2 separate regions of the Homo sapiens genome follow, and region 1 is linked to region 2. A link is a contact called in ENCODE Hi-C or POLR2A ChIA-PET data. All regions are on one chromosome and are shown on one strand. The core of a region is the stretch at or near the end of the contact, and the rest is flanking DNA. Distances in the headings are between cores, read along the strand shown.

Region 1 (2,700 bases), core at 165-2,664, 96 kb before region 2:
AGGCTGAGGCAAGAGAATCGCTTGAACCTGGGAGGCGGAGGTTGCAGTAAGCTGAGACCGCGCTATTGCACTTCAGCCTGGGCAACAAGAACGAAACTCCGTCTCAAAAAAAAAAAAAAAAAAGACGAATAGGAAGTGGCTGTCTTAGGAGAACTTTCCATCTAAGCTTTATGGAACTGATGATTCTTAGCAGGAACAGGAGCAGGAAAACAAAGCAAAATGTAGGTAAATTTCCTCTCCTCCTCCCCATCTCCTTGACATGTTCCTTTTCTACCTCATTCATTCTTTTTCGCTCTTGTCGCCCAGGCTGGAATGCAATGGCACAATTTCGGCTCACTGCAACCTCCACCTCCCAGGTTAAAGCAATTCTCCTGCCTGAGCCTCCCAAAGAGCTAGGATTACAGGTGTGCTCCCTGTAATTTTGTATTTTTAGTAGAGACCCCTGCTAATTTTGTATTGTTAGTAGAGACAGAGTTTCACCAGGTTGGCCAGGCTGGTCTCGAACTCTTGACCTCAGGTGATCCACCCACCTCGGCCTCCCAAAGTGCTGGGATTACAGGCGTGAACCACCGCGCCCGGCCTCATTCATTCTTTTATTTTTTTAAAAAAAATTATTATTGCATACCAACTCCCTCACTTACTGTGTGACCTTGGACAAACTACTTAATTTCTCTGTACTTTAGTTTTCTTATCTGTAGAATGGGGATAATAATAATACCTACCCACAGTGTCACTGTGAGTGTTTTTACAGTGACATGATATATAATGAGAATTAAATGAGTTAATTCATATAAAGCATTTAGAGCCTGGAACAAAGTTCAGCACTGTTTGAGTACTAGGTGTTATAACAGTGACGTTGCTACACCCTTCACTGCTACTGTGTGCCAGTCAACATCTCCCATAGCCATTCATTGCTTAGGTAATTCATGTTGGTGGCCAAGACAGGTCTGGGAAGAAGACAGATGAATCAGACTGCTCACTGCACTTTGTCCAGCTACACCTGGCACATATAGAAGCTCCTCTAAATGCTTGCTGAATGGATAAGCGAATGTCTTCCTATTGAACTCCAAGTTCTTTGAAGGCAGGGACCATATTCCTAGCTGTCATATCCCTAGAACAATGCACTGGTGAGGCACACAGTAGGCGCTTAGGGATTATACATAGATAAATGACTGCAGGTGGAAAATCACTAAGGCTACAAAGCGAGCATAGGTAAGGTGCTGCAGAGAGACAGCCCCCAGTTTCAGGAAGGCGGTAGCCCTGGAAGCGTGGCTGCCAGCGCCCTTAACGGCGCGATGGCTGCTGGGAAGCACAGGCTCGCTTGGCTCGCCCCGGGATCCCGGGAGAGCGCCGCGGTTGGCGTCGGCGTCAGCCCCACGCCCCGCCCCGCCCCCTCCGCCGGCTCACGTGACCGTCTTTGGGCCGGCGCGAACCATGGCCGGCATGGTGGACTTCCAGGATGAGGAGCAGGTCAAGTCCTTTTTGGAGAACATGGAGGTGGAGTGCAACTACCACTGCTACCACGAGAAGGACCCGGACGGTGAGCGGCTCCAGCGCAGCCCGGCGACGCGTCGGGGAGGGACGTGCCCGGAGAGGTCTGGTCTGCGACCTCTGAGAGGCTGGAGAAGGAATCACGTGGCGGGCGGGGGACGGGGTCTGTGGATCGCGGTGACCGCGTGTGTTGGGAAGGGCGATGTGTCCCGGGAAGACCGAGCCAGGAGGCCGGGGCGGGTAGGAAGAGACGTGCTGGGGCTTTTGGGTTAGGGACTGGGGATCCATCGGTGAACAGATGAAACTCCCTGCCCTCGTGGAGCTTCCAAGCTAGTGCGGGGAGTCGGGCAATAAGCCTCAGGTAATTCATGAAATCGTGTTCGAAAGTAGTAAGTACCGGCCGGGAGCCGTGGCTCACGCCTATAATCCCAGCACTTTGGGAGGCTGAGGCGGGTGGATCACGAGGTCAGGAGATCGAAACCATCCTGGCTAACACGGTGAAACCCTGTCTCTACTAAAAATACAAAAAATTAGCCGGGCGTGGTGGCAGGCGCCTGTATTCCCAGCTACTCGGGAGGCTGAGGCAGGAGAGTGGTGTGAACCCGGGAGGCGGAGCTTGCAGTGAGCAGAGATCGCGCCACTGCACTCCAGCCTGGGCGACAGAGCGAGACTCCGTCTCAAAAAAAATAAATAAAAAGAAAGTAGTAAGTGCCGTGGAAAAAAGACTGGGTGAAGGGTGTCAGGAGGGCAGGAGGGCAGTTTTAAATTGAGTGATCAGGGAAGATCACTGAGAAAGTGGCAATTGAATAAAGCCTTGAAGAAGGTAAGGGAGTGAACCATGCAGTTCTTACCATAGGTAACAGCTGGCGAAGACGCCCTGAATCACAAATGTGTCCTGTGTGTTGTGTGAACATTGAATTGACTTAAGAGTATAGGTGGATGGTGGTGACCAGAGGGGTCCACCCAGAGCAGCTAATACCTTTGGGTGGTTTTCTTCTTCTTGCTTTATTTTTATTTTTTGTATTTTCTTTCTTTTTTGAGATAGTATGTCACTACGTTGTCCAGGCTGGTCGCAACTCCTGGGCTCAAGTGATCCTCCCGCCTTTGATTACAGGCATGAACCACTGCACACTGCCTACTTTTTAATTTTTTTGTTTTTTTGAGACTGAGTCTCACTCTGTCACCCAGGCTGGAGTACAATGGCTCGAT
Region 2 (2,700 bases), core at 37-2,536:
CAGGAGAAAAATGTTGACATCTATTTTTGTGTGGTTCATCCAAAACTGGACGCTGGCCCACCTGTTCATTAGATTTCAACTCCCCAGCCATTTCACACCAGTCCCCAGGTCCATCCTGAAGAGGTCCACTCTGGGAGTTCTTCACTGCACATAATGTGACATGCAGGCCTCTCAATGTAGTGTTCAAGGTCCCGCCTGCTCCCTTGCCAGTCGTTTCAGCCTCATCTTCCACCACTCGTAGCCTCCAGCTTTAGACTCTTTGAAGCACAACAGCTGGAACTCCTGGCCCCGCGCCCCCCCACCCCCTTCTTGCTGTTTGCTTCTTAGTCTTGCTAAAATCCACTCGTATTCAAAGACTCAACCCAGATACCCTTCCTCTCCGAAGTCTTCTCTGAGCTTAGATTCCCTCTTGGTAATGAGGGGGCAATTAGCCTGGATGACTCTTATGTGTGCCCCTGAGCTGCCATCTAAGGACTTGGCCTAGAGAGGACCCCGGATGTGGCGGTGGGGTTCTCTTCCAGGCCCCGTCTTTCTAGTGTAGTGTGACCTTGTGCGAATGCCTGCCCTCTCTGGGCCTTTGTGCCCTCTCCCAGGGATGATCCGTGTGAGGTCTCCGTGCATCTGAAATAACTCTCTCTCTGCCCTGCACATTGATCTCCACAGTGTTCTTCACTGGACTCCGAATCAGCCACTCCCCGTTCCAGATGCAGAAAATGAGGACGGGAGAGGGAAAGGCCGCACGATGCTACGGTTACTTTTTTCACCCGTGAATGGCAAAGGCTGGGCAGTGGTGCCCGGCCTCCCGGCGAAGGTCTGGACCCCGCTGCCCAAAGGTGCCGGTAGCGAAGTGGGCGCCGACTGCGAGCGCTTCGGGTTCCTCCGCGCCAAGGCCGTGCCACGTAGCCGCGGGCCGGGCCGGGCCGGGCGCGGGATGGGGGCGCCGCGCCAGAGGTCACGGCCGAGCGGGGCGGGGGCCGGGGTTTGGCGGCCGCGCGGCTGGAGCGTCCTCGGAGCCACACCGCGCGGGGGACCGGGCTGCGGGGCGTCCCCAGCAGGCCCCGCCAGGGCGAGGCCGGGCCCAGCGGCGCCGCCAGACCCCGCGCACTCACCGATCCGCGGTACTTCTCCAGCGACACCAGTTTGCCCCGGATGTTGACCGCCTTGAAGTCGTAGAAGTCCTGCTCCTGCTGCGCGCAGGCCGCAGCCCACAGGAGCAGCCACGCCGCTGCCACCGTCGCCGCCACCATGGCTTGTTCCGGAGGTGGCGGCGTCGCGAGGGCAAAGACGGGGCGGGGGGATCTAGCGCGGGGGGCGGGAGGAGGCGGCTCTGGCGCCGCTCGGCCCGCAAGGCAGGACGCGCCGCGTTCTCGTTCCCTCCGCAGGCGGTGGATGTCCGGCTCTGGACCTCAGTTTCACCGTCTGTCCTGAGGCAGCGCACCCCTGCCCCGGACCCCAGAGCCAGGGTTTCAGGATTCTGTCCCCTGAGACCGGAGTTCGTTTCAGTGAGGCTCCCTCTTGTCCCAGGAAACAGCGACTTGGCAGGGACAGGGAGGCAAAAATCTGAGAGCTCAGCTTCTCATTAGTGCAGCGGCCTTAGGCTGGCCTGGTCACGCCCCCACTCCGACCTCAGTTTCTCCACATGTTAAGTGGAGCTAGTCGGTATAGGATGGAAGTAATAGAAAAACGGATGCGAAACACTTTAACAGTTGAATGGTGCCTGCAAACTTCAGGTGAATGAATGCATGTTCCCTGAAAGTGATGGCTGGGAGAAGAAGAGAGGACCGTGGGCCTGTTGCAGGTTAGGTTCCTGGAAGCAGATTCTGAGATGGAGATTGGAGTGCAGGATGTTTATGAGGGAGCACCCTTGGGATCAACAGGCGTGGGAAGGATGGGAGGGAACAGGAGTGGCACAGGGGGAAAGTAGTGAGCTCCATGCAGGCCCCAAGACAGTTTTAGCTGACTCGACAGGGACTCTAGAGCTAGAGTAGCCCATCAGATGAGCTAAGATGGCCAGGTCATCCTGCCTTTATCAGTCCTTGGATGTGGGGCCACCTGGCAAGTGGGGCAACAAGGGCCAAGATGGCCCTGTCTGTGGAGAAGCTGACATTAAAGGCTTTGTGCTAACAGCACTCCTAGCAGCTGGTGTCTGTCCTAAGTCCTCAGTGATGGGGGATCTGGGCAGCACATCACAATGTCTCCCCCTGCTCAGAAAACCCCTGTTGAGCCCATGAAATGTCAAACATGGAGCTGGATCCTGTACTCACAGGCTGTGAGTTTTTTCTGGAAACTCACAGACTGGTGTGAGAGAAACCAGGTAAACTGCAGATTTTATGTAATGTGGTAAGGGCTAAGCACTCCTGTGGTCATCAACAAAAACTTCCTGAGCACCTTTTCTATGCCAAGTTTTGCTTTAGGTGATTCTTAGGCAGGGATGAACAGGAGGGCATTATCTCTATCCAGGGAGACACAGGAATTAAATAATTTATAAATAGCTCTAAAATTACTGTTGTGGTGAGTACCACCTAAACTAGCCTGGAGGGCCATGGAGGGCTTTCCAGAAAAAGGGAGATTTGAGCTGAGCTCTGAAGAATGAGGAGAAATTGGTCAGGATGAAGCAACATACAAGTGCAAAGGTCCTGGGGGGAAAGGAACATGGTGCATTGAGTAACAAAGAAGCCTCATTTGGTTGGAACAGAGAGG

What was found. A loop is a pair of places that touch in the nucleus more often than their neighbours do. ChIA-PET counts read pairs that join two places held with the same protein, here RNA polymerase II (POLR2A). Pooled maps may share reads with other maps.
Region 1: a map of esophagus muscularis mucosa shows a loop between it and region 2 (2.2-fold over the local background). The contact joins the promoter of COA7 here to the promoter of GPX7 in region 2. A Hi-C loop is called at or near these places in 9 of 168 maps with a recorded cell type or tissue (B cell, CD4-positive, alpha-beta T cell, CD4-positive, alpha-beta memory T cell and 4 more), 3 of 37 single-sample maps with no recorded cell type and 18 of 50 pooled maps. POLR2A ChIA-PET finds 5 or more read pairs at or near these places in 12 of 52 experiments (CD4-positive, alpha-beta T cell, CD8-positive, alpha-beta T cell, GM12878 and 9 more).

Annotation. Positions count from the first base shown.
Region 1 is chr1:52,697,061-52,699,760 of GRCh38, reverse strand. It overlaps COA7 (cytochrome c oxidase assembly factor 7), which reads left to right and starts at 1,414. Exons shown (of 3, transcript NM_023077.3): 1 at 1,414-1,540. The coding sequence starts at 1,435. RefSeq lists an enhancer at 1,185-1,244 and a silencer at 1,295-1,434.
Region 2 is chr1:52,600,957-52,603,656 of GRCh38, reverse strand. It overlaps GPX7 (glutathione peroxidase 7), which reads right to left and starts at 1,286. Exons shown (of 3, transcript NM_015696.5): 1 at 1,110-1,286. The coding sequence starts at 1,247.